2 separate regions of the Homo sapiens genome follow, and region 1 is linked to region 2. A link is an interaction called in ENCODE POLR2A ChIA-PET data of the cell type or tissue named here. Cell type or tissue: OCI-LY7. All regions are shown on one strand. Links, peaks and the distances in the headings refer to the core of each region. The heading gives the core; the rest is flanking DNA.

What was found. Peaks named below come from ENCODE experiments on the same cell type or tissue, not always from the same donor. Only the 100,000 strongest peaks of a DNase experiment are listed, where the experiment ranks them.
Region 1: POLR2A ChIA-PET joins it to region 2 with 5 read pairs; 1 of 35 experiments calls an interaction of 5 or more read pairs at or near these places.

Annotation. Positions count from the first base shown.
Region 1 is chr2:86,755,196-86,771,417 of GRCh38, forward strand. It overlaps RMND5A (required for meiotic nuclear division 5 homolog A), which reads left to right. Exons shown (of 9, transcript NM_022780.4): 5 at 9,832-9,998; 6 at 10,664-10,829; 7 at 14,828-14,930. Among named protein-coding and RNA genes, the nearest start is that of CD8A, 28 kb to the right of the region's middle. In OCI-LY7, for the core only: CTCF peaks have their summits at 9,729 (motif pointing right) and 9,936; a DNase peak (open chromatin) is centred at 9,716.
Region 2 is chr2:86,881,228-86,894,043 of GRCh38, forward strand. It overlaps the pseudogene ANAPC1P1. Among named protein-coding and RNA genes, the nearest start is that of CD8B, 26 kb to the left of the region's middle. In OCI-LY7, for the core only: no CTCF peak of the experiment used is centred there; no DNase peak of the experiment used is centred there; H3K27ac peaks cover 488 bases.

The DNA of each region.
Region 1 (16,222 bases), core at 5,030-13,029, 120 kb before region 2:
ACACTCTCAAACTCCTGGGCTTAAGTAATCCTCCTGCCCCGGCCTCCTGAGTAGCTAAGACTACAGGTGCACACCACCACACCTGGCTAATTTTTAAATATTTTATAGAGACAGGATTTCTCTATGTCGCTCAGGCTGGTCTCAAACTTCTGGCCTCAAGTGATCCTCCTGGAGCGTCAGCTGCCCGAAGTACTGGGATTATAGGCATGGGCCAATGTGCCCGAGAAAGCCTACATACATATATGAACATGTAATGGGTTTCCCAGTTGTTTTATAGTGATTAGCAAATAATATTTGGGTTGTTATTCAAGGTAATATTCACTTATCTATGCGTTTCTTAGGTTTTTTCATTAAACTTTGTTCATATGTGCTAGTCATGTACGTACTATGACTATATCTGTAGTCACTGGCACATAGTATTTGCTACCTTAGCCTTCAGAGTACTCCAGACTTTTCTCCTAAGAGCCTTTTAAACTTTGTGCGTATATAAGATATGTTTCTTATTGATAAGCATGTTATGTATATTGATTATTTCTGTAAATTTTGTCTATTATTTGTTGCCTTAAAACAATTCCTCTCAGGCAGAGAGAGGACTTGTTCCATAAGTAAAAATTTTCTCATTTCATGTTTCTGGGAGTAGTGTTTAATATCAGCATGAGGGAATGTAGTGGTAATCATAGTTAACTCTGCTTGAGTGGTTATTGTATGCCTAGCATCGTTCTAAGCATTTTACGTGTCTTAACCTATTCAACCCTCATATTAACCTATGAGGTAAGTCATCTTACAGAGAAGCAATTAGGGCCTAGAAGATCCTCTGTGAAAAAAAGTCAAAAGATTATATGAGAAATGCTTTACATAATAGTCCCCCAGTATTCTCATTTGAGGTTCATTTTAACTTATTAAGTGTATCATCAAGCCAGGTGCAGTGGCTCACACCTGTAAGCCCAGCACTTTGGGAAGCTGAGGTGGGCAGATCGCTTGAGCCCAGGAGTTCGAGACCAGCCTGGGCAACATAGCAAAACCCTATCTCTACAAAAAAATAGAAAAATTAGCTGGGTATGGTGGTGTACGCCTGTAGTCTGAACTACTCAGGAGGCTGAAATGGGAGGATCACTTGAGCCCAGGAGGCGGAGTCTGCAGTGAACCAAGACCACACCACCACTCCAGAGCCGAATCCTGTCTCAAAAAATAAGAAAATAAATAGAAGTAAAAACGTACCATCAGTAATCCTACAGTAAAGAAACTCATTTAACTTGGTATAACCCAGTGTTTTCTCTGTGTATTTGACCAATCTTGTTTTCCCTCCAGATAACACATTTAAAACCCATAAAATTGGAGTTATACAAAACATAAGATTTAATAGAAATCGTCATTACAACAATTCAGATTTTTCCAATTCTTGCCTATTGTGGGTGCAGAGCAGATACTGACTAAGCATCTTTCATGAGCTAGGTACAGAAAATTCCCTTTACTCAACTTACAGCAAAAGTTGAATGATATGGGACTCCAATTTGGGGAATTCTAGTTAAGGTACAAGGCGGGAGATATCTGCCAGTTATGCAGCATCCCATTTGTTCCTGCTGGGAAGGATATCATGGAGCTCACAAGGGAAAAGAGGAAGGAGAGGATGCAGCAATTCCTCCAGACTGCCTATGCGGTGAGAAGGCAGAGGCCAGCCAAAAATTTGAGGTGGCTAGGCCGGGCACGGTGGCTCATGCCTGTAATCCCAGCACTTTGGGAGGCCAAGGCGGGCGAATCATCTGAGGTCAGGAGTTCAAGACGAGCCTGACCAACGTGGAGAAACCCCATCTCTATTAAAAATACAAAATTAGCCAGGTATGGTGGCGCATGCCTGTAATCCCAGCTACTCAGGAAGGCTGAGGCAGGAGAATCGCTTGAACCCGGGAGGCGGAGGTTGCGGTGAGCCAAGATCGCGCCACTGCACTCCAGCCTGGGCAACAAGAGTGAAACTCAGTCTCAAAAAAAAAAAAAAAAAAAAAAAAAAAAAAAAAGTGGAGGTGGCTAAAGGCCATTGAGGGCCTAGGGGAATGGTGATATTGTGGAGAGAAGTGGCAGAACAACACCTGATTACATAGATCTAATCAGGACCTTGCCTGCTCCTGTGTTCCGTGCCCTTGTACCTCTGAGTTTGTACAGATTTTCCCCCTCATCCAGATTTCTTTTATGCTCACCCAGATTGTTTTATTTGCTTTTTGAATTTCTCTTGGCGCCTAGAGTAGTGCTTACCTCATAGTAGGCCCTCAATGAATAACAGTAATCTGCAGGAGAATTTAGAGCAAACTTGTCATCCTCTTCCATGGTGGCAGATAGAAAGCCAAAAATAGTGTTAACGAGAGAATAGTAACTTAATACAACGAGGTGGGGGAAATATTAGAAAAAATAGGAACTGTCCTTGTAGCTATGCCATTATTAACATACATATTGAAAGAAAGCACTATCTTTAGGGGAAGCTACTTGGTTGCCTTCCTAAACGTGTCTCAAAGAGTAATACTACCTTGCTGGATTTGCCACAGTCTAGTATCTGACTTTCAGCTTTGCAGACTTGGAAACTTGTTTTTGGTGTCCTTATTTTGTTTTGTTTTCACTAAGAACAGGCCTTTAAAAACGATAAAAACCTGAATTGCTAAGCTGCGTACATAGTTTGGATTATTAGGGGCTGTGAAACAAGCTTGTGGTAGGCAGGTCCATGTGGAAGGCACATGAGCTTGCAAAGCCTGGAGTTGGAACAAGAGGAGATTGTTCTAGAAAATGTTCAAAGTTCTCAGGCTAAAATGTCCTGATGCCATTATGTCCACCATGGAGGTTGTGTTGCAGAGCCGTTGGGCAGTTCAGACTTCATTCACTGACTCCTTTTCTCAAAATTGTCCTTGGCTTGCCTTGGTCGAGTTTTGAGTCAGCATTAAGTATCCCAATAGGTAATAAATAAGAGTACAAAATCAAAAGGCACAACAAGATAAAAATACAGTGAAAAGTAAATCTCCCCACCTTTGCCTTCTAATCACAGTTACTCTCCAAACAGGCAGCCACCATTAACTGTATTATGTATACGTACATTTTTATGCACAAGTGGTTGCATACTATACACAGTGTTCTGCTTTTTACTTGAAAAATTTTGAAGTATTTGCCTATATCAGAGCATATAGAACTATTTTTTTTTTTTGGTGGCTGCTTAGTGTTCTCTTTTAGGGATTATACCTTAATTTTATTTAGCCAGTTCCTATGGATGGACGTTTGTAGTTTCCGATATTTTGCTTTATAAGTGATGCAGCATTGAATATCCGTTGCACATTATTTTGAGCATGCCTGCTAGATATGTTGTCCAATATGGTGACCACTCCTATGTGTAGCTCTTACTAATCTCTGCATTACTGAGAACCTCATGTAAAAGGGTGTGTGTGTGTGTCTTAAATAGAGTCAGATATGCAATACCATAGTTTGTGTGGTTTCTTAAATAGCATGTGAAAAGGACAGAGACTCACACCAACTCTGAGATGAGTTTAATGGTAGTAGTTCCAGCAGTGGACTCAGCCCATAGCTGAAAAATTACCATTTGAAAATATCTAAGAAATGAAACACTGAGTGTTCTTTTCAGTCTCTAAAGCAAAGTTACAGAGTTCCTCACTTTTTTGACTGAACTTTTTGTCAGGTTTGCCATTCTCTGAATTTTTTTAAGCATTTGATTCATGTTACTAAGGACATTTCACCAGGTCCACACCTGTGGAGTAAAAATCAATGTCATTCATTCCCCTGAACTTCAGCTTTTACCCCCAAGAGTATAGCCTTAAAGGAAATTAGAAAAAGAGGTTTTTGTAAGCCTTTAAATGCTGTGAAAGGTTACAGTGGAATGTGCTGTGGGATTGGCAAGAGGCTTTTTTTCCCTAGTATTACTAGAAATAGACACCCACCCAGGCTGGCAAAATTGTAAGATTAGAGAGATAAGCCCACTAATGCTGTCTGTTAGGTTCCTGAGGGAGAACCGCTAACTATGAAGGTGAAATCTTGTATTTATTTTTGGAATGATGTAGAAATTCTAAATATGGAGGTAACTGTGTGCCAAGTCTTTTCACAGGCCTGACAATTAAGATAATTAATGCTAATGTTTCTGCTGGGTAATTGTATAGATGTGGATTGCTTCTAACTTAGTCTTCTCATAAGTAATATTGTTTTGGGGTTTGTTGGTGGAAAGGCCCCAAAAGGCTCTTCATCAGAAGAATGTAGTGGCAGAGATCAGTGTAACACTGTTGATCTTACTGTCATTTTTGGGGTTCAGTGTTTCTCTAAATGGAGTAATTCCAAAGGTGACAGTGTTCTCGTGGTCCACGCTGGAAATTTGGGATCAGAATTTTTTTAAAAAAATTATAGAGTTAATAATTTCACTGCATTTTTAGTTTGCTTGCCCCCCCGCCCCCCACCATCTCTACTAAAAATACAAAATTTGCCAGGCGCGGTGGTGAGCACCTGTAACCCCAGCTACTCGGGAGGCTGAGGCACAAGAATCACTTGAACCCGGGAGGCAGAGGTTGCAGTGAGCCGAGATCACGCCACTGTACTCCAGCCTGGGCAACAGAATGAGACTCTGTCTCAAAAACAAAAACGTGGGGAGGAAGGAAGGGGGAGGGGCAGGGGCAGGAATCATTTTAGTGAGAAATAGAAAACGAATTTCGTTTTCTTTGTAATTCTTTAAGATTTATGAGAATGGGCCACAGACACCCTGACTTGCTCAGGTTCTCAAACTTTATGTCTTTCCTCATTATATCAGTCTGGAACTTCTTTGTCTTTATAAAGTAACCTCTTACCACTGAGATCTCTGTGTCCTTTCTCTCCTGTTTGTATTCTTTTTTTTTTGAGACGGAGTTTCACTCTTGTTGCCCAGGCTGGAGTGCAATGGCGCAATCTTGGCTCACCACAACCTCTGCCTCCCGAGTTCAAGCGATTCTCCTGCCTCAGCCTCCTGAGTAGCTGGGATTACAGGCATGCGCCACCACACCCGACTAATTTTGTATTTTCAGTAGAGATGGGGTTTCTCCATGTTCATCAGGCTGGCCTCAAACTCCCAGCATCAGGTGGTCCACCCACCTCGGCCTCCCAAAGTGCTGGGATTACAGGCCTAAGCCACTGCACCCAGCCCTTGTATTCTTTATTGAACCTATGGGCAGTCTTTGCAGGTTTCTAACATACATAAATTCGTTTTTACCACAGTTTAGTTAAATAACACCTGGCTGCCAACAACACAGTTCAGATTTCAGTCACCATGATGTATTAACTGTGAGCAATTGTATAAAATACAGACTTCTCTGCCAGCTCTTCAGTCTACACATCTGGACATAACAGGAGCATCATGGTCATGACCAGTTTTGTCACTTCGCTCTTGATCACTGCACATCTACTGTCAGTTACTCTCAGGCAACAGCTGTGTGGGTTGTGTCACCTCTTTAACTCCCAGGGATAAACCCACGTGACATTTTACAAAAATGGATAATTGGAAGACGGACTTGGCAACAAGAAAAACCTCTAGAAGTGAAATTGAATGTGATTAGAAAGATTTGAAAAAGGACAACAGCAAGATGAAGCTAGGGCAAGACCTAAGCCTACAGGAAGCTAATGGTACAAAGCATATTGGAAAAGTCCTGTCACTATAAAGACGAGGGTAAAGTCACTTCACCATCTTTTCACTTATATTGCACTAGAATAGAAAGATGCTTGTGGTTTAGATGGAACATTTACTTCTACTTTGGATTGAGAGAGAGAAGTGTGTGTGTGTGTGTGTGTGTGTGTGTGTGTGTGTGTGAATCAGTTTGGCTACTATTCGGGCCAAATTGATAATAGTTGCCTTATTGAAAGAAGATGGTAATTACAAGGATATTGAAGAACTTCACAGCCAGTAAAAGATGCTTTTATCATGTTCAGAAGTTGTGAATTGACTAAAGCTATCTGAGGAAGCTGCTATTGTGAGTAAGGATGCTGCTGTGAAATTTGTACTCAGATGTCAAGGATTCATTAAGGCGGATGTTAACAATGATCATCACAGAAGGCAACTCTTGATACCAGAGCTTAGCAAGAGGCATAGAATAGTGAAGAATAGTGAATAGAGTTAAAAATAGATTGACTTTCTTATTAGGAGGCAGCTGCGGAGAGTGACTTTGAATAAAACCTATGCTTATTTGGCCAGTTAACTGTGGCCAGGGAATTGAGGTCAAGAAAATACAAATGTGGGTTTCTGGGTACAATCCTGGAGGTATAAGAGAGAGGTCCTATCATGTCAGGTGAGGATTTCACCTTAATTGCTTACATGTGCTTCAATGTTTGGGAGAGTTAAAAGTGGGGTATCTCATCCTTGGTTTAGAAAATGACATTTTGCCAGGGAGGGAGAAGCTTGGAAGTCCCTTGCCTTGTACAATTTAGTCTTAATATAGTATTAAGAAGTTAAATGAGGACAGTATTGTTTCAGAATAGGATGCAAAGAAATACGACTTTTAAGAAATTTGAAAACTTGTATTCTATGAATTTGGGTTTTGTGTTGTCCTCTCCTCCTCCCAGTTCCTTTTTGTAAAGGTATCTACTTACTTTTCTAAATATTTCTTGGCAAGGAGTGGGGAGGAATTAAGCAATGCTAGTTTTTTTCTTATTTCATAGCCTTGTTTATAGCAAAATTTGAAACTGTGCAAACATAAATTTAGTACATTAAAAATTATATTTGTCTAAATAAATGCCTCTCCAGGTTAAGTGGCGTACAGGTGTTTATAGCTTATAAAGCTTAAATTGATAATTCATAACTTTCAGGAAAAGTAATTTATAATTACTCTATAGGCCTGTTCATTTAAAAAAAGGAAGTTAAGAAATTTTACTTTTACATTAGCTTAAAAAGTTACTGCCTTTTAAAGTATAAAATTAATACATGTTCATTACAGAAAACCTGGAAAATATAGGACAGCATAGACTGTTACAGAAATCACTGTAATATGGTATTGATTGGTGTGTCTTCCTGGTGGTTTCAGACCCCTGGTGCTGATCTAAGAGTTGGTGCCTTGTTCCGATTAGTCATGGCCCATGGTATAGCAGTTGATAAATAATGCTTGAAATCCCAGAGTCATTACTGCTAAACATTCTGGTGTCTAAAAATTACTTTAAAAAATGTATCACTCTTTTGGCTGGGCATGGTGGCTCACGCCTGTAATCCCAGCACTTTGGGAGGCCAAGGTGGGTGGATCACCTGAGGCCAGGAGTTCAAGACCAGCCTGGCCAACATGGTGAGACCCTATCTCTACTAAAAATGCAAAAATGAGCTGGATGCAGTGGTGCATGCTTGTAGTCCCACCTACTTGGGAGGCCGAGGCAGGAGAATGGCTTGAACCTGGGAGGCGAAGGTTGCAGTGAGCTGAGATCTTGCCACTGCACTCCAGCCTGGGCAACAGAGTGAAACTCTGTCTCAAAAAAAAAAAATATTTTTTTATATATATATATATCATATATATATCATATATATCATATATATCATATATATCATATATATCATATATATCATATATATATATCACACTTTCAAGCTGAGCACAATTGCTCACACCTGTAATCCCAGCACTTTGGGAGGCCAAGGCGGGAGGATGGCTTGAGCCCAGAAGTTCGAGACCAGCCTGGGCAACATGGTGAAACCTTGTCTCTTCAAAAAAATACAAAACAGCTGGGTGCGGTGGCGTGCACCTATGGTGCCAGCTACTTGGGAAGCTGAGGCGGGAGAATCGCTTGAGCCTGGGAGGCGGAGGTTGCAGTGGTGAGCTGAGACTGCACCACTGCACTGCAGCCTGGGCAACGAAAGTGAAACCCTTTCTCAAAAATAAAAATAAAAAATAGAAAATCACACTTTCCTCCCATTTAACACTATATCATGAACATATTCCTATGAAAATGAGTTTTTTTGTGAATTGTCTATTTATGAATTTTTCGTTTTTTTCTATTGACTTTTTTAAAATTAAAATTTGTAGTTACTCTATTAGCTCCAGTCTTTGACTTTACAAGCCCTTACACATACATCTCGTATCAGAAAGAGAAAAAAGAAAAATCTTACTGCCTTTCCTTACTTGCTAGTAGGAAAACATACTCATGCTTATATGATTGAAGGGGTGTATAAACTTTTGAAAGTGATCTAATTTAAATGCACTACTTGGAACTGGAAATCTGTAAGGTGCCTGGCAGACTAGAGACTGCAAAAAGCACAGTGCTGTTGGTACTGTTGATTGATGTGGGGCATTCACGAAAGACCACTGCCAGAAGTATTTTGCTGGTTGGCCAGGCACGGAAGCTCACACCTGTAACCGCAGCACTTTGGGAAGCTGAGGCGGGAGGATCACTTGAGCCCAGGAGTTCAAAATCAGCTTGGGCAACATAGTGTTTACAAAAACAATTTTTAAAAAAATTAGCCAGGAATGGCAGCATACACCTGTGGTCCTAGCTACTTCAGAGACTGAGGTAGGAGGATCACTTGAGCCCGAGAGGCTGAGGCTGCAGTGAGCCACGATTACACTACTGCACAGAAGCCTGGGTGGCAGAGTGAGACCCCGTCTCCAAAAAAAAAAAAAGTACATTATTGTCAGCAGGTTTACCTGACTTGGTGTTACCACTTGACTGCATCATTTTAGTGCCAGGCAAGGAACCAAGGCTTACAAATTTAGGTAAATATTTCCAAGATCCAGATGATTAATATTTTTAAAAATCACTTTGACTTTGAAGTCAAAGAAGCCTCATGATTTGACTGTAAGGTGTGAATACATCAGCAAGTTAATTAGAATGTTTACATGCTTGTGCAGCCCTTTCTGGGAAGGTTAGGACCCAGTAAAAGTGCAGCTCTGTGAAGTCCAATCTCAATCAGCAAATTCATTATAAATAATTTGAAAGATTTTACTCTTGTGGTTTATGGAGTTACTGAGATTTTGTATTCTTACCCAGTTCAGATTCTAGTGGTCTTTGGTGAATTAGGTTAGGTGGGGAGTATTTGTCTAACTGATGGTCAAATTAAATAATATAATGCTAACAGCTTCTATATATTAATATATTTAGAGAAATAAAGTACTGTTTCCTTATTGCCTTATTGCAAAATTTGATTTTAACAGCTGGCTATATACTTTCCTGCCTTTGCCCTCACCTGACTTGGTAGTTCCAGTTCAAGATTGATTATTCCAACTGTTCTATAGAAGCCCGAGGGGCTGTATTTTGGCTCATTTAAAATTGAATCTTGTTTTTTCCCTTATTAGAACTATGTTTGTACAAATCATTTTGCACAGTAAGATTTACTGTATGATACTTGTCTAGCTTTATCTTCCTGATCAGATTGAAAGCACCTTGAGGGGAAATAATGGTATTTACTGTTTTTAATCACAAAGTGAACAAAATCTTGCAACTATTGAAAGTTTAAAAGTATAGTTCCCTTTCAGGATCTTTGATTCATGCTTGTATATATTAGGCCAGTTTTGTAGGAAAAGAGCAGTGGATCTAGGCAATTTAATTGTGAATCTCGTGGCTGACACCGCTTCAAAGTGTGGTCCTATGCAAGTTCAGATGCATCATGTGACACATGAGAGTCATTCTAGTGATTGTCTATCTTAATGCTTTTTCTTTCACTGGCTGAAGGGCCTCTGCAAGTGTAGTTATTGGTGGTTACTTTCCTGACAAAGGTCTGGGCCCTAGGGATTGATGTTACCATAGACTTCCACAAGATGGCAGACCAAGCCCCTTTTTTGTTTTACTGGGTTTCAAATAGTTTTTAAGACACCTTGCTTATGCTTTTGATTCTTAAAGTCTTTTTTGCCTTTTCTTTAGGTGGGCAGTGTCAAACCGGGAAATGCTTATAGCTCAAAACAGCTCCTTGGAATTTAAGCTACACAGACTGTATTTTATTAGCTTGTTAATGGGTGGAACCACAAATCAGCGAGAGGCATTACAATATGCTAAAAATTTTCAGCCATTTGCCCTAAATCATCAAAAAGGTGAGTCTAGAGTCAGATGTTATTAATGTTTGAAACAGGGCTATAGCCACCACTGTAACTTAACAGTTCTTAACTAGAGCTAATACCTGTTTGCCAGTAAACAGTTGTAGTTGATAATCACTTACAGGAAAAGTTCTGACTGGCTCTAGACAAAAACAAAAATATTAAAGCCTCTTAGAAGTCAGAGATGTTGCAGATTTTGGAATTCCATATTAAACTTAGAGGAGATGTGAGAAAGAGCAAGGTGTGCACTTGCTCTTTTCCACCCCCACCTGGCTGTATGCTGCTGCTCTTGCCACAGCAAAGTGTCAGAGAGCCAAGGTGGCAACTGTCAACCCCACGAAACTGTGTAGGAAACATTAACTCTGCAGTCAGAGATAATGTGATGACATAATTGTTACTTCTCTAGGTAATGGTAATTATACTATGCTGTAGAGAAGAATTTAAATTATAAGTTCAGTATTTTCACTGCTTTCCTTTTCTTCCCTTTTCTCTCCATGCTGTTTAATTTAGGATGAAGGAAGAAACCAAGCTTAAGGACCAGAATTTTAAAAGACCTGTTAATACATTATTTTAGGCTGTATCAGTATGGGTGGGGGTATTCTTGCTTTTCGCAGCTTATTACTGCAAGCAAACTAATGCTTTCTTGCTGGTGCTTTTTTTAGACATTCAGGTTTTGATGGGAAGCCTTGTGTACCTGAGACAAGGGATTGAGAACTCACCATATGTTCACCTACTTGATGCAAACCAGTGGGCTGATATCTGTGACATCTTTACACGGGATGCTTGTGCCCTCCTGGGGCTCTCCGTGGAGTCCCCTCTCAGTGTCAGGTATGGAAATTAGCCCTGTCTGTTATTGAAGTATGCACTGCATTATCACCTTCCCTTAACTTGTTTGGTTCTTGATGTTTAAAGCCAAAATAACTTTTGTCTTTCCAAAGAAGAGTGCAATTGGTATTTCAAAAGATATCACAATTGGCAGTGATGCTGTTTTAGAGAAGCAGTTTTGAAAGTGTGGTGTATGAACCTCACAGGATCCTGAGAGCCTTTTCCACTGTATTGACATTAGTACAGATGGTCCAGAAACAGTGGTGGACTAAACTGCTAGAGCCTTAGCACAAGTTGGGGCGGTGGTACAAACTCCACGAATAGCTGGATTCCTCACCACCACACACTTGCAGTTTAAGAAATGCTAGTTTTACTTAACCACGTCTGTAATCTCAGCATTTTAGGAGGCCTAGGAGGGTGGATCACGAGATCAGGAGTTTGAGACCAGCCTGGCCAACATAGTGAAACCCGCCTCTACTAAAAACACAAAAAATTAGCTGGACGTGGTGGCGGGTACCTTTAATCCCAGCTAGTCGGGAAGCCGAGGCAGAAGAATCGCTTGAACCCAGGAGGCGGAGGTTGCTGTGAGCCAAGATTGCACCATTGCACTCCAGCCCGTGCAACAATGCGAGACTGTCTCAAAAAAAAAAAAAAAAAAAAAGAAAAGAAAAAAAGAATATTCTTGGCCTGGTGTGGTGGCTCACATCTGTAATTCCAGCACTTTGGGAGGCTGAGGTGGGGGGAATCTCTTGAGGCCAGGAATTCAAGACCCACCCGGGTAACACAGCTAGACTCCATTTCTACAGAAAACTTTTTTAAAAAAGGATGTTCTTGGTGAAACATTAAAATTATTAGTTTTATTAAATCTTGACCTTTCAGTACACATCATCTTAATAATTTGTATGACAAAATAGGAAATCCACATAAAGCACTTCAGTTTCATGTCAAAGTATGGTAATTGTCTTGAGAAAAAGTATGTTGTTTTGAGTTATGAGCTAGCTGGTCACTTTTTTTCATGGAATACTTGTTTTGTTTGTTACTTGTTTTTTTCTTGCTTTTTTGAGATGGAGTCTCCCTCTGTCCCCTGGCTGGAGTGTAGTGGCGCAATCTCAGCTCACTGCAGCCTCCACCTCTTGGGTTCAAGCGATTCTCCTGCCTCAGCCTCTGGAGTAGCTGGGATTACAGGCGCCTGCCACCACGCCCAGCTAATTTTTGTATTTTTAGTAGAGACAAGGTTTCATCATGTTGGCCATGCTGGTCTCGAATTCCTGACCTCAGGCGATCCACTGCCTTGGCCTCCCAAGGTGCTGGGTTTATAGGCGTGAGCCACCGCACCAGCCTTGGAATAGTTTTTACTTGGAAGAATCATTAACATAGTTACGCACACTCAGGTTTTTGGCAGTCTTTTTTTTTTTTTTTTTTTTTGTCTTTTTTCTTAAATTTTTAAGACATTCTTGCTATGTTGTTCAGGTTGGACTCAAACTCCTGGGCTCAAGTGATTCTCCTGCCTCAGGCTCCTGAGTAGCTGGGAGTACAGTTGTGTGCCACATCACCCAGCCATTTTTTTAAGTGAACGAAGCAAGCCTGTCACATTTGAAAGGTCTTAATTAAGTATGATTTTACAAAAGCATGCATGAGTAAAAGAGTCATTCAAAGTACAAGACAGACAAATGGATTTTAATGTAGCAGGGTACAAAAAGTTTAATGGTAAAGTTTCAGATTCTGCTCTGCAGCGAACCTTTAGAAAACTACTACCTGTTTTGGCCAAAACTATGAAAAGTCAGTTTTCGTGTGGTATTAAGGAGGAGTATCCACAATGATCCAAAGTGATCAAAGTAGTACTACACATATGTGTGAAACAAGGTTTTTTTTCATTTACCTCAACCAGAAGAACGTATCACAATAGATTTAATGCAGAGTAAACTATAAGAATCCAGCTGTCTTTCTGTTAAGGTAGGCATTCAGGAGAGTTGTGAGAGTTTGGAACAGTGCCACTCTTCTCACACATATATTTTTGTTTTGGAAACTGTAGTTATTTTTTTATAAGAATGTTTGCAATAATGGCATGGTATTTTATTTTTACATGAACTAATCGGCACCTTTTATGTTTCTCATTTTAATTTCTAATGTATTAAAGATATAATCCACAAAAAGAAAAGCTCTTTGAGATCCTTAATACTTAAGCATATAAAGGGGTCCTGAAACCAAAACATTTTAAGAAACTGTTGTAAGAAAATAACTCTTTTTTAGCTCTTCTATTCATTTAATTCCACAAATGTTTTGCATACCTGCTATGTGCCAGGCACTGTGGGCACTGTGTTGGATATGAAGATGAATAAGGTGCATTCCACAGGGTGCTCCATCCTAGCGTAGGAGTGGACAGATGCAATTAGCTATAATGTGAGGCGCTGATGCCATCAAGTTCTCTGAGGAAGACTCTAAAGTGGGAATGTACATGCAGAAAGTTTACTGACATCAGCACCTGTGGGAGAATGAAAACAGCAGGATTGGGCAGAGAGGAAAGTTGGACTGTATTAGAGTGGCAACAAGGTGTCTCCCATCCGTGAGGAGCTCTGGAGCTGCTGTGGGCCCGTGGAGTTGTCCCAAATTGGGCCTATAGGGCTGGGGTTTTGTACCCTCACATGGAGCAATTGCTGGATGTGACTCTGGTCAGATGACTCTCTTCAACTGAGGACAGTCCTGAAGAGACGGACACAGCTGAGAGTTGGCTGCCAACACTTCCAGATCTGAGAAATGAGTGCTTCCACCCTGGACAGGGGTGATCTGGGGATAAGAGGAACTATGCAAAAAAAATGTTTCAGGAGCAAGCATGTCATTTGACTGATAAGCTGAGCCCATTAAATCCAGTTGTTTTGTGCAATATAAAACCTTTTTTGGCACTAATGTAAGATTATTATGAAATTCTTTATATTTTACTTTTTGAAACAGGGTCTCATTCTGTTGCCCAGGTTGGAGTGCAGTGGCACGATCGTGGCTCACTGCAGCCTCAACCTCCTGGCATCCTCCCACCTCAGCCTGCTCAGTAGCTGGGACTCTAGGCACATGCTACCATACCTGGCTAATGGCTAATTTTTATATCTTTTGTAGAGACGGGGGTCTCACTGTGTTTCCCAGGCTGGTCTCAAACTCTCAAACTTAGGTAATCCTCCCACCTTGGCCTCCCAAAGTGCTGCAATTACAGGAGTGAGCCACCACCATCTGCTGTTATTAAATTCTCTAAAAACCTTATTCTCAATTCTGTACTTCTTTCCTGTGGATTGAAAATGGTGTGTAAATCAGCACCATCTGCAGACCACATTTTGAGTATCATTGTTCTAATTAGCGTATACCTTGGAGCACATTTTGTAAGAAAAATAAGTCTGGTGGTATATGGTCTGTAAGGAAGGGAATAGGAAAGGAAGTTATGTCTTGTATATTGCTGAGTGAAGAATTTTGTGCAAGAACATCTCTTTTTCCTTCAAACTCAGATGCTAAAACTACTGTATTTGGAAGAGTGTAGTAGTTCTTAATTCCTGCTCTTCATTTGAATTAATTGGTTCTCCAAAGCTGCTTTCTTTTTTAAAATGCATGTTTTAAAACTTTATTTTTCTATTTTCTGAGGAAGTAAGCTAAAGTTAAATTACCCTAGCAGATGAGTTTTTTTTTTTTAACGTTTGCGTTCTTTAACTGCATTTACCCCCATATTGGTGAGGTTTATTTAGAAAATTTAGAGTTTTATTTTTTGTTTTGTTTTTTAACTGGGATTGGTTTTCAGTAACTTCAGGAAATATACCAGTGGGCCTGGGGAAGAAGGGGAGGGAAAACAAGTTATTTCTCTTCTAGTGGAAATGGCTGGATTTACTTTTAGCAGAACAGAAAGCTCTCACCCTGTCCAGTGGCCAGGGTCTGCAGCACATAGAGTCTGGAGAAATTGATGTCTCCTTGGACCAAGCGGCCTGACCCCTGGCCTGGCACTGACGTTTCCTCTTCTGCTCTCCCAGTTTCTCAGCAGGTTGTGTGGCGCTGCCAGCTTTAATTAACATCAAAGCCGTGATTGAACAGAGGCAGTGTACTGGAGTTTGGAACCAGAAAGATGAATTACCTGTGAGTTCCATTTTCTATTGGCTATTTACTTTTACTGCCATTAGAAGAATATGGCATCTTTAAATGTTCATCTTACCTTTTAACCAGGAAACATTGTAGCCATTTGACAGGAGTTCTTTTATGGATATATAAAAGATTAAACAATACAAATGAAGAGCCTAGTACATTTTGGGGACCCTGGAGGAGGAGTATTATAATTTTGACTTGAAGTGCCTTTGAAAGCTGGTGAAGGGAAACATCAGAAGTGGGGAGGGCTGTACATACAGTAGCAGGCAGTGTGTTCTGCAGTGCAGTTCACAGACCACTCCTGTGATTGTTTTTCTAATATAAACGCAAATTTAATTGGTTTTACTTTTGTCTTAACTATTGCTGTCGATAAGATCACGAGTTTGTGCTGGTTACATTTGCCAATAGAATAAGTATAGAGCTCTTAAAGGTCGTAACACCTGCAGTCATCAGTGGGTCTCTAGTACTGTATTTCTACTGCTCTCATGGAAAGGACCATGGTTTTAAACATCAGCACGATCACTTGCCAACTCTAGAACTTCTCTAAGCAGTAGTGTATTCATCTCTAAGACAAGCACCAGCTTTCTCTTTATGGGGCTGCTGAAGGCTAGAGATAACATAAGCATGCTTAGAATAAGACGGGATACATGGTAGGCACTCAAATTGTGGCTGCCATGGTGCAGTTATGATGTGAAGTGGCGAAGGTCATTGTATGTATGTTTCCACCAGGTCTCTGACAGGCACTGAGGCTCTGGCCTGGAATTGTCGTTCCTGTCATGATTGTGTCACAGACCCTGAAAAGCTAACATACGCATTTGTTTTTTTGCCCGTTTTATACCACACCTGTACACGGGTTTATTTGCAGTTACCTTGTTCTTCCAGCAGGTAACCCTGTCAGTTGGTTGCCCCAGCTTCTCCTCAAAGATCTTTTCTGATTAAAGGCACAGGTGCAGTCCTGGTCCTGAGTGTGGTCAGGACACAAGTAGCACTCCTGCTCTACTGCCGCTAACTTGAACAAGTGAAAAGAACTTGAGCCTTCACTTGTTTTGTGGAGGCAGGTGCCTGGCATCTGGCAGTTTCCCATTTATGTTGTAAGCATCTCTGACATGCACTAAGAGCAGACTGAAATCTGAATTCACCTAAAGACTGTGTGTCAAGCCAGTAAAGCCATTAGAGGTGGTGATCAGGTCATTGTTTGTCAGACTTGTTTTTACACTTTGTCAGCTTTCTTGAAAATAATCTTGAAGGCTAATTTAACACTTTGAATCACTAAGACTGTCCATCTG
Region 2 (12,816 bases), core at 816-8,815:
TGGGGGAAGGACATCTTATTTAGTAAATGGTGCTGGGAAAACTGATACCTTTTTTAGAAGAATGAAATTGGATTTTTTTATCTCTCACCTTATACAAAAGTCAGTTCAAGAGGGATCAAAGGCTTTAAGCCCTGAAACCATAAAAATTCCAGAAGATAACCTTGGAAAAACTCTTCTGGACATTGGCCTAGGCGAAGAATTTATGACTAAAACAACAGAAGCAAATGCAACAAAAACAATAAATAAATGGGACCTGATTAAAATAAAAAGCTTCTGCACAGCAGAAGAAATGTCAGAATAGACAGATAGTTCACACAGTGGGAGAAAATATTTGCAAACTGTGCATCCAACAAAGCACTAGTATCCAGAATATATAAGGAACTCAGATCAGCAAGACAGAAGCTCAAAAAGTGGGTAAAGGACATGAGTAGACAGTTCTCAAAAGAAGATATACAAATGGCCAACAAACATGAAACTGCTCAATATCACTAATCATCAGAGAAACACAAATGAAAACCACAGTGAGATCTCACCTTACTCTTTAAGGAATGGCCATTATTAAAGAGTCAGAAAAACAATAGATGTTGGCATGGATGTGGTGGAAGGGGAATGCTTATACACTGCTGGTGGGAACATAATTAGTATGACATCTATGGAAAACAGTATGGAGATTCGTTAAAGAACTAAAAGTACGTCTACCATTCAATCTAGCAGTCCCATTACTGGGTATCTACCCAAAGGAAAAAAAGTCATTATATGAAAAAGATACATGCACATGTATGTTTATTGCAGCACAATTCACAATTGCAAAGACAAGGAAGCAGCCTAAGTGCCCATTGACCAATGAGTGAATAAAGAAAATGTATATATACACCATGGAATACTAATCAGCCATAACGAGGAAATGAAATAATGTCTTTTGCATCAGGCTGGATGAAACTGGAGGCCATAATTCTAAGTGAAGTAACCCAGGAATGGAAAACCAAATACTGCATGTTCTCACTTCCAAGTGAGAGCTAAGCAAGGAGTATGCAGAGGCTATATACAGAGTGTTATGATGGACTTTGGAGACTCAGAAGGAGGAGGGTGGGAAGAAGGTGTGGGATAAACAAACTACATGTTGCGTACAACATACACTACTCAGGTGACAGGTGCACTAAAATCTCAGAATTCACCACTACATAATTCTGTGTCACCAAAAGCCACTTGTACCCCCAAAAGAATTAGGGCTGCTCAACTGTTAGTGTAAGGTAAATAATCCAAAACACTTATGGTCCCAAGTATTTCAGATAAGGGATACTCAGCCTGTAAGTATACTCATGAGCTCTACGCACTTGGCACTTAATTAGCCTTTTTTCCCAATCTAAGTGGTAAAATTGAATATGCAAATAAATGGCTTCAAAAAAGATTTGGCCAGGTACGGTGGCCCACGCCTGTAATCCCAGCACTTTGGGAGGCCGAGGCAAGTGGATCACCTGAGGTCAGGAGTTCGAGAGCAGCCTGGCCAACATGGTGAAAGCCCGTCTCTACTAAAAATACAAAAAAACTAGCTGGGCGTGGTGGTGTGTGCCTGTAATCCCAACTACTCGGGAGGTTGAGACAGGAGAATCGCTTGAACCTGGGAGGTGGAGGTTGCAGTGAGCCGAGATCATGCCCCTGCACTCTAGCCTGGGCAACAGAGTGAGACTCCATCTCAAAAAAAAAAAAAAAAAAAAGCAGACTTAATTTACTTGAAGTAGTTTGTTTCTTCCTTTTTTAAAAAATGCATTCCTTTGTCAGCAGGTATGGGACACACTGCCAGTAAGAGAGGTCAATAAAAAAAGACTGCTTTATACACATTACTCCATTTGTTCTGTACTGTGATGACTGCTGTTTGCAGAAATTCTCTGGACTATATTGATTTTCCTCTGTTGGTGCATTGATAGAATTACTCTCAGGGGAGAGATTTCTAGGAATGAAATAGAAGACAATGTGAAAAATAGTATGTACAAAGTTCAGAAGATTGCATTTTGAGATAGTAGGTTTCTAGTTGCTCGTGTAATCTGGAGATTTCTTTTCAATAGAAGTGCAAAATTTGTGCACAGACATACTCGTATTGGTAATTAATTGATTATTTGTTTATTGCTAGAGAATCTTTACCCACTATGTTCAGCATGCTGCACCCACTAGATGAAATAACTCCACTTGTTTGTAAATCTGGAAGTAAGTGTGCTTCTATATTCTTTTAGATAAGCTCTTTTGTTTTTGTTTTTTTTTTGACTTTGGTGAGGGAGATTATAAAGGCGCTTATATGAAAACTGACTTATAAAAATAATGTAATGTAAACATTTCACAAAAATAACTTCTATTTTGAATTTCTTGAATATCATGGTATTAACTGCTCAACAGTTATTTTAGTAAAAATAAGGTATATAAATCAGTGAGGAATACCGATATATTTATTAACCTACCTGTAGATGCTTTGTTCTTTAATAGTTAATAAGTAAATGAATGATACTTGGATGAAGTAAAGTTTATTTTTTGTTGTTGTTTTGGGTTTTTTTTTTTGAGAGGGGTCTTGCTCTGTGGCCCAGGCTGGTGTGCAGTGGCGCGATCTCAGCTCACTGTAACCTCTGCCTCCCGAGTTCAAGTGATTATCCTGCCTCAGCCTCCCGAGTAGCTGGGATTTCAGGCACACGCCACCGTGCCTGGCTAATTTTTTATATTTTTGGTGCAGACGGGGTTTCATCATGTTAGCCAGGCTGGTATTGAACTCCTGACTTCAGGTGATCCACCCACCTCGGCCTCCCAAAGTTCTGGGATTACAGGGGTGAGCCACCGTGCCCAGCTGCTTTTTATCTTCTATATTATGTCTTGGCAGACTGCAGGCCATGGGCTAAATCTGGCCTGCAGCATGTTTTTGTAAAACTTGTGAGCTAAGAATGGTTTTTTTTTGTTTGTTTGTTTGTTTTGTTTTTTTTTTGTTTTTTAAGACAGAGTTTTGCTCTTGTGCCCAGGCCAGAATACAATGGTGCGATCTTGGCTCACTGCAACCTCTGCCTCCTGGGTTCAAGCGATTGTCTTGCTTCAGCCTCCCAAGTAGCTGGGATTACAGGCGTGTGCCACCACACTCAGCTAATTTTGTATTTTTAGTAGAGACATAGTTTCACCATGTTGGTCAGGCTGGTCTTGAACTCCTGACCTCAGGTGATCCACCCACCTCGGCCTCCCAAAGTGCTGGGATTACATCATGAGCCACCGCACCCAACATAAGAATGGTTTTTACCTTTTAAAGGGTTGTAGGAAATAACAAAGATTATGTGATAGAGTCAGTATGTGGACAGCAAACTGCACTATTTAGTCTTTGATCTTTTACAGAAAAAGTTCAAATTTTATGTTGTTACTAATTGCAGACAACCCGAATAAACATACTAGGGCCTGGGATTAAATGGCATGCAGCCTTTTTTTTTTTTTTTTTTAAGTACAATTTCCATTTTATTTTTTCTCTGGAGAATAGTCTGTCTTCAATCTTTTTATTTTCATTTTGTTTTTTTTGAGACGGAGTCTCGCTTTGTTACCAGGCTGCAGTGCAATGGCACGATCACAGCTCACTGCAGCCTCCGCCTCCCAGGTTCAAGCGATTCTCCTGTCTCAGCCTCCCTAGTAGCTGGGATCAGGGGTGTGCCATCATGCCCAGCTAACTTTTTGTATTTTAGTAGAGATGGGGTTTCACCCTGTTGCCCAGGCTGATCTCGAACTCCTGAGCTCAGGCAATCCACCCACCTCGGCCTCCCAAAGTGCTAGGATTACAGACATGAGCCACCACGCCTCGCCTTGTCTTCAGTGTTTAAGGACTCAGCTCCTTACATGGGCTTTGGTGGGGGTTGTGGGGCAGCACTCCTCGAAGGTCTAAATCGGGGTGGGTGTGTTTGGTCCTTGTGGGCTTTACAAGGTGGATTCCTGATGACTTTTCTGTGAATTGCACATCTCACACAGTAATTTAGCTTCCCATACAGCTTGGGAAGCACATAGGCATTGAAGACACTCGCTTCAGAAATGTCCCTGACTGCTGCAGCCTCCACCACATTTCGAATGATGAATTAATTTCTTTTTTTTTTTTTTTGAGACAGAGTCTCACTCTGTTGCCCAGGCTGGAGTGCAGTGGCGGGATCTGGGCTCACTGCAAGCTCCACCTCCCAGGTTCACACCATTCTCCTCCCTCAGCCTCCCGAGTAGCTGGGACTACAGGGGCCCGCCACCACGACCCGCTAATTTTTTTATTTTAGTAGAGACGGGGTTTCACTGTGTTAGTCAGGATGGTCTCGATCTCCTGACCTCGTGATCCGCCTGCCTCAGCCTCCCGAAGTGCTGGGATTACAGGCGTTAGCCACCGTGCCCAGCCTCGAATGATGAATTTCTTAATGGCCTTGTCCTTGGGCACGCGTCAGGCACAGTTTGTGCAACGAATAGGCTGCATGTGGCTGCGCCCCTTTTTGGCACGATTGTTGTTCCTTCTTTTCTTTGTCTTCTTGGAGGCACGGACTGGAGGGAGGAGTGCAGCCATTATTGATCATATTTTTGAATAATATTTAGTGAACTAGAAGTTGCTTATTTGTAATGTCAAGTAGGATACAAAACTTTAACACAGTATGATTATAATTTTGTAAAAATGTATAAAGTGTGTATATATGTATGAAAAAAACAAAAATTCTCTAATGTATTAATAGTAGATATTTTGAGATGGTGGCATGATTTTTATTTATAAAGTATTTCTTATGATTATAAAATCATATTTTAAAATTTTTCAATATTTTAACTGAATGGGAAACATTTCCTGTCAAATAAGGATATGGAGACCAGTCCATGGTACTTTAGATTAAAAGCTGAACTCACTGGGAAAAACCTTATTTTGCATGTGTAACTAGTAAAGCAGAAACAACAGTGTACTGTTCGGCACTGTCTGAATAGTAATTATAGAGTACAGCTTTCATACAGAAGAACAGAACCAATAAGGAAGTCAAACTTGGCAGAATAGTTGAGTGCAATTTATAAATAAGTCAGTTGAAGAAATCATCGACCTTTTACCTGTGGCTGATTCGTGTAATGGTGAGAGTCAGCACAAATCTTAACATTTAGCAACAGCATGTATGTGAAGCTAAAACTTGTAATGCTCTCATCTTTAATGTATTTTAAGGAAGTTGATGCCTAAAGTAAATTTATTAAAAATTCAGAGTTAATTATTTAAGATAGTAATAGATTTCGTGCTCTCTTTGGCTTGGTTGTTCTTTATCTTTAACAATTTTAAGAGCTCCGTTCATAAATATCAGTCTTGTAAAGCCCGTTGTTCTATACCTGATTTTTCTATTTTATTTTTAAGGTCTTTTTGGTTCATTACGGGTGCAATATGTTGTAGATCATGCAATGAAAATTGTTTTCCTCAATACTGACCCCTCTATTGTAATGACTTATGATGCTGTTCAAAATGTGCATTCTGTGTGGACTCTCCGGAGAGTCAAATCAGAGGTAAGGAGAAAGGCAAGTCACTTCTCCTTAACAGGAAAGGGTAGGCTGGGTGCACTGGCTCACACCTGTAATCCTAGCACTTTGGGAGGCCAAGGCAGGCGGATCACTTGAGGTCAGGACGTTCAAGACCAGCCTGGCCAACGTGGTGAAACCCCATCTATACCAAAAATATAAAAAATTAGCCAGGTGTGGTGGCTTCTGTAATCCTATCTACTCGGGAGGCTGAGGCAGGAGAATCACTTGAACCTGGAAGGTGTAGGTTGCAGTGAGCCAAGATCGTGCCACTGCACTCCAGCCTGGGTGACAGAATGAGACTCCATCTCAAAAAAAAAAAAATGTATGTGTGTGTGTGTATATATATATATGTATGTATATATATGTGTGCGTATATATATGTATGTATATGTGTATATATATATGTATGTATATATGTATATATGTGTATGTATATATGTATATATATGTGTATATATATGTGTGTGTGTGTATATATATATATGAAAGAGTAGTTAATACTTCATACCCTCACATTTTTTTTTTGGAAAAATCACTTGTGAATAGTTGTTTTATTATTATTATCATCATCATCATCATCATCATCATCATCATCATCTCTAGAGACAGGGCCTCACTCTGTCACCCAGGCTGAAGCATAATGGCACAATTACAGTTCACTGCAGCCTTGAACTCCTGAGCTCAAGTGATCCTCCTGCCTCAGCCTTCCGAGTAGCTAGGACTACAAGTGTGTACCACCACTCCCAGCTAATTTTTAATTTTTTGTAGAGATGGGATCTTGCTATGTTGCCCAGGCTGGTCTTGAATTCCTTGGCTCAAGCTATCCTCTCGCCTCACCCTCCCAAAGTGCTGGGATTATAGATGTAAGCCACGGCACCTGGCCTCATTTGAGAAATAGATTGAGCTTCTTAGGAAAGAAGAAATACTGTGTCTTTAGTAACTGACTTCAACTTGCATTCTTACAAGGAAATTGCTATTTTATTCTAATTATTGTTTTTTTTTCCTCTTTCTCTTTATTTTGACTTAAGGAAGAGAATGTTGTTTTAAAGTTCTCTGAACATGGGGGAACCCCACGGAATGTGGCCACTAGCAGCTCCCTCACAGCACATCTCAGAAGCCTCTCCAAAGGAGATTCCCCTGTGATTTCACCTTTCCGGAATTACTCCTCCATTCACAGCCAGAGTCGCTCAACCTCATCACCCAGTCTACATTCTCGCTCACCTTCTATTTCCAACATGGCAGCTCTAAGGTAGAAGGGTTTCCTGGTTTTTCTTTCTAAGCTTTCTGTTTTGTTTTGAAGGATTTAGAATTGCTGTTGACAGCTGTTTTTAGGGGAAATATATTTAGGGGAGTTTTTTTTAGGGGAAATAGCCATTATCCCAATTGAGACCTTTTTTTTTTTTTTTTTTTTTTTTGAGACGGAGTCTTGCTGTGTCACCCAGGCTGGAGTGCAGTGGCGCAATCTTGGCTCACTGCAAACTCCGCCTCCCGGGTTCATGCCATTCTCCTGCCTCAGCCTCCAGCTGGGACTACAGGCGCCTGCCACCACGCCTGGCTAAGTTTTTTTTTTTTTGTATTTTTAGTAGAGATGGGGTTTCACCGTGTTAGCCAGGATGGTCTCGATCTCCTGACCTTGTGATCCGCCCACCTCGGCCTCCCAAAGTGTGGGGATTACAGGCGTGAGCCACCGTGCTCAGCCCTGAGCCAGTTTTACTAAGATTTCTAAGTTTACCATGTCACATTCTTTCCTGAGTCATATTTTGAAGCTGCCTATGCTTGTCCTAAGGTTAGTTGCCTCATTTCTACCACTATGTGGGCAACAGTTTGATGAATATTAATTCCCAAAATATTGTGGCACTATTTTATTTTTGCCTTAATTTATGTTAGTTTTTCTTTTTTTTCTTGTTATTTGATATCTAAATGTATCTATTTCTCTATATAGATATTTATTTAAATCACCAGATATGTATATCTGGTGCTACAGGGACATTGTTTTGTTGATATATATATGTCTGACTATACAGGGACATAGTTTAGAGCTTTTTGAATAATCATTCATTTTCCGAAAAAGAAGATGATCTAAGTTTTAGTTGTAAAAGATGAGTTCTTCTAATAATAATTCTAAATCTTTAGAATATAGTAAAGCACATTGACATGAACCATTTAAATAGCTACTCCTTTTTGAAAAATTTTAATTTCTGACCTGGATTATGCCATGAATGCTCTTCTGTCTGTGGAATTTTGGGAAGTGTCATTGGAGTGTGTGTCATATAAGCCTGCCCTGCTAACTGTGATGTACTCTCTCCTCTGTTTCTTTTGCAGTCGTGCTCATTCTCCTGCCTTAGGAGTGCACTCTTTTTCAGGGGTGCAAAGGTTCAACATTTCAAGCCATAATCAGTCTCCAAAGAGACATAGTATTTCTCATTCTCCAAATAGTAAGTCTAATGGCTTCTTTCTTGCACCAGAAACGGAGCCAATTGTTCCTGAACTGTGTATTGACCATTTGTGGACAGAAACGATTACTAATATAAGGTTTGTTATATATATTATTATATTCAAAGAAAAATGTTGCTGAAAGTCTTGGGAAATATATGGCATTTTGTTTAAAGTTTCCTTTTAATGTGATCAGTTATTAATATATGTAAAAATATATAGAGATATGTATTAAGGCCACCTCAGTTTCAGTAGAGGATATTAATGAGATTAAAGTGATCATAGGCTGGACGTGGTGGTTCATGCCTGTAATCCCAGCACTTTGGGAGGCTGAAGCTGGTAGATCACTTGAGCCTAGGAGTTCGAGACCAGCCTGGCCAACATTGTGAAACCCTGTCTCTACTAAAAATACAAAAATTAACTGGGTGTGGTGGTGCATACTTGTAATCCCAGCTACTCAGGTGGCTGAGGCAGAATTGCTTGAACCCAGGAGGCTGAGCTTGCAGTGAGCTGAGATCGTGCCACTGCACTCCAGCCTGGGTGACAGAGTGAGACTATCTCAAAAAAAAAAGTCATCATAAAAATATTATTTTGTCATCTGATATTTCTTCCTTTATAGTAATAATCTCTCATTTTTCAGGTGTTTTTTGTTCTGGGGAGAAACAGTTAATTTCTATCCGTGAGGAAATGTGGGTTTTTTAGCACGTTTCCTAAGTTTTATGTTCATGTTAGTTGAGTGCCAGCTTTACTTTTTGGGAAACATAGCTTAGATCTCTGTTCTGGGTGACCTTTCTTCTTTTATATTCTCTTTAATAATTCACGTGTTAATTTATATGCCAATGTGTGTGCTAGTTAACAGTCTAATAAGTCACTGTCCCTGTCCTCAAAAGAGGCAGATAGCTGAAGGATGGTGACACAGGAGGGACTACTTTTGCTGGTAGGGCTTTGAAAAATGAACAGGTATTTGCTAGGCAGGTAAGTTTAGAAAGACCACAGACGGCAGCTGGGATCAGAACAAAAGTTCTGGTGAGTGCGTGGTGTATTTAGGGAATTATAAATACTCCCACTCTGGTTTTTGCAGAGGGGAGGGAAAAGGCTAATGAAGAGGAGGCTTCCTAGGTGCAGTGGCTCACACCTGTAATCACTCACTTTGGGAGGCTGAGGCAGATGGATCACTTGAGCTCAGGAGTTCAAGACCAACCTGCCCAACATGGTGAAACCCCATGTCTACTACAAATACAAAAATTAGCCAGGCATGATGGCGTGCATCTGTAGTCCCAGCTACTCTGGAGGCTGAGGTGAGAGAGTCATTTGAACCTGGGAGTTGGAGGTTGCAGTGAGCCAAGAGCACACCACTGTACTCCAGCTTGGGTGACAGAGTGAGACTGTCTGAAAAAAAAAAAAAAAAAAAAAAAAGGAGGCTTGAGAGATTACTGATTGCCCTTTAGGCCTCTGGTCTGTTTGATGACAGCGGTAAGAAGGCACTTCATAAGTGTGTCGGAAGTTTGGGAAACAGCAGAACAATAAATGTGGAATTGTCAGCTTATAAGTGGTGATTGAGGTAAGAGAATTAGATTAGAATTGAAGAATTATTGTATTCAATAATTGTGTGTACATGTAGTATATAGGCCTTTTCCCAAGGAGAGGGTTTTAACAGTCCTTAGATTCTCAAAGGGATTTGTGGCCTCCAAATAGTTAAAATCCAGTGGTGTAGAATTAGAAGAGGGCTAGGAACTGAAGTCCTGGAAACTTAAGATTTGGGGAATGGAAAGAGACAAAGCTGGCGCAGAGAGACAAAGCAAAAGAAGTCAGATGGGAGAAGCAGCAGGAAATACAGAATACAAAAAAGAACATTTCAAGAATACAGAGATGCCAGTATTGCCAGGTACTGGTGAAGTGTGGCCCTGAGAGTTGAACCCAGAGAGGAGGTACCTGGGTGGCAGTGGGTTCCTTGGTGACCTTGGCCAGAGCATTTTAAGCTGGGAGGGTGGCGGGGGAAAGTGGGGTAGAAAAAGTAAATGGGGACTGAGGAAATGAACATAGGCATACAGACTCTTTAAGGAGTTTGCCTTTGAATAGGAATGAAGATACAAAATTAGAGGGAGTCTTGGTCAAGGAGAGTTTTGTTTTTGCTGAACTATAATAAAATTAGTTTTCATGACATCTTGCCCCAGTATTTTCTTTTTCTTTTTTTTTTTGAGACAGGGTCTCACTCTGTCACCCAGGTTAGAGTACAGTGAGTGACTCAATCACAGCTCACTGCAGCCTTGGCCTTCTGGGCTCAGGTGATTCCCCAACCTCAGCCTCCCAGGTAGCTGGGACTATAGGCACACACCGCCACGCCTGACTAATTTTTGTAGAGAAAGGATTTTGCCGTGATGCCCAGGCTGGTCTCAAACTCCTGGGCTCAAGCAACCTGCTTGCCTCTGCCTCCCAAAGTAATGGGATTACAGGTGTGAGCCACTGTGCCTGGCCCCCAATATTTTCTTACCTAACCACAATACAAGTTTTATATCCAGTCAAATTGAGAAGGTCTTTTATATACTCTAATGTTGAGTCTATTTTATATTTTAAGACTTTTAATGTGAAATAGTAGGCTATACGGACTATACTCAAGGGAAAGTATTGAAAATACAGAAGAGAGGAAACGATTGATGGAACAAGTAACCAGAAAGGTGCACAAGTGGTGAGATTAGCGTTGGGATAAAGAAGTGAAGGTTGATCAGATACGTAAGGCAGGAGGTTGAGCTCAAGCCTTAGAGCCTCATTTTATCTGAAATGGAAGGCAAATGCATAATCTTAGAGAGAATGAAATGGGGGATAGGTAGTCTGAAGAAAGTAAAGATGTGGATACAATGTTGAAGTAGTCTCTCTGGCTTGTTTCTCATATATCAAATAAAAGTATCCTACAATTATAGATCATTTTTCTTTAAATAACTTATTTGTAAGTTGAATATATTATAGACTCTTATTTTTTAGATTTATGGGTCTTCTGTAGCACTTTATTTATTTATTTATTTATTTATTTATTTATTTTTTGAGATAGAGTTTCGCTCTTGTTGCCCGGGCTGGAGTGCAATGGCCCGATCTCGGCTCACCACAACCTCTGCCTCCCAGGTTCAATTGATTCTTCTGCCTCAGCCTCCCGAGTAGCTGGGATTACAGGATTACTGGCTAATTTTGTATTTTTAGTAGAGACGGGGTTTCTCCATGTTGGTCAGGCTGGTCTTGAACTCCTGACCTCAGGTGATCTGCCCGCCTCGGCCTCCCAAAGTGCTGGGATTACAGGCGTGAGCCACCACACCCGGCCTTCTGTACACTTTAGAAGGAAGGGTTTGGGAATTAGAGATACAATTTCAAAAAGAGATGTGAATGAGGTCTAATCTGAGAAGGAGAGGGGGTAGATAGGAGAAACAGCATTATGAAAGATCTGGCCCTTTGCGGGATAGGAATTCAAGTTTGCATGCATTACTTTACAAGTAGGTGGCTTAGTTTGCATTACAAGTAGGGAGCTTAGATAGTATGTAATTTAAAAGTTCATCAGTAATTGTTAAATTTATTGTAGCTTTCCCCAGCAAAGCTGTGTAATGAGCTCATAATCAAAGAACTGAAAGGATCTTAGAGATCATGAAGTTTAATTCTTAGAAATGTTTGTGTCTTTGAGATTATTGCTTGACCTAAGTAGTTTTTAGATTTCTTGCAGAATATTTTCAAAGACTTTTTTTTTTTTTCTCTCTCTTTTTGAGACGGAGTCTGGCTCTGTCGCCCAGGCTGGAGTGCACTGGCGCGATCTTGGCTTACTGCAAGCCCCGCCTCCTGGGTTCATGCCATTCTCCTGCCTCAGCCTCCAGAGTAGCTGTGACCACAGGCGCCCGCCATCATGCCTGGCTAATTTATTTTGTATTTTTAGTAGAGACGGGATTTCACCGTGTTAGCCAGGATAGTCTGGATCTCCTGACCTCGTGATCTGCCCGCCTCGGCCTCCCAAAGTGTTGGGATTACAGGTGTGAGCCACCGCGCCCGGCCTCAAAGACTTTTAATAGTTACTGTGGTAGATTCTTGGACCAGTGCTGACAGTTACTTTATTGATGTATCTATTATAGAGAGAAAAATTCACAAGCCTCAAAAGTGTTTATTACATCTGACCTATGTGGGCAAATTTCCTGTGCTTTTCAGTGGAGTCCCAGCTCCAGTTATGGTAGGTGTATGTATTTCCCATTGTTTCTGTATAAATAACTCAGCATTGCTTTTTCTTTTTCTTTTCTTTCCTTTTTTTTGGCTTAAGTAGTTTTATTTAGAAATAATTTACATGTCATAAAATTAACATGTTTTAACTGTACAATTAAATGATTTTTAGTAAATTACAGTGTTATACAACCATCACCATGACCCAATTTTACAAGATTTATATCACCATAAAAAGATTTCCTTGTGCTTGTTTGTAGTCAGTCTTGTTCCCATTTCCAGCCTCAGGCAACCATGCTAGGCTTCTGCCTTTATAGATGAGTTTTTCTGGACATTTATATATATATAATGTATGTACACACAGTGTAGCTTTTTGTGTTTAGCTTTCACTTAGCGTGATGTTTTTAGGATCCACCGTTTTGTAACATGTATCATTATTTCATACCTATTGCTATGTAATAGTCCATTGTATAGATCTACCACCATGTTTTGTTTATCTGTTCATCAGCTGATGGACTTTTGGTTTATTTCCACCTCTTGACTGCTGAGAATTAGGACAGTATGAACATTTGAACAAAGGTCTTGAGCAAAAATGTGGACATATGTGATTTTATTTTTCTTGAGTAAATGCCTAGGATTGGGTCATTGGGTTGAATGGTAAATTCATATTTAACTTTTTAA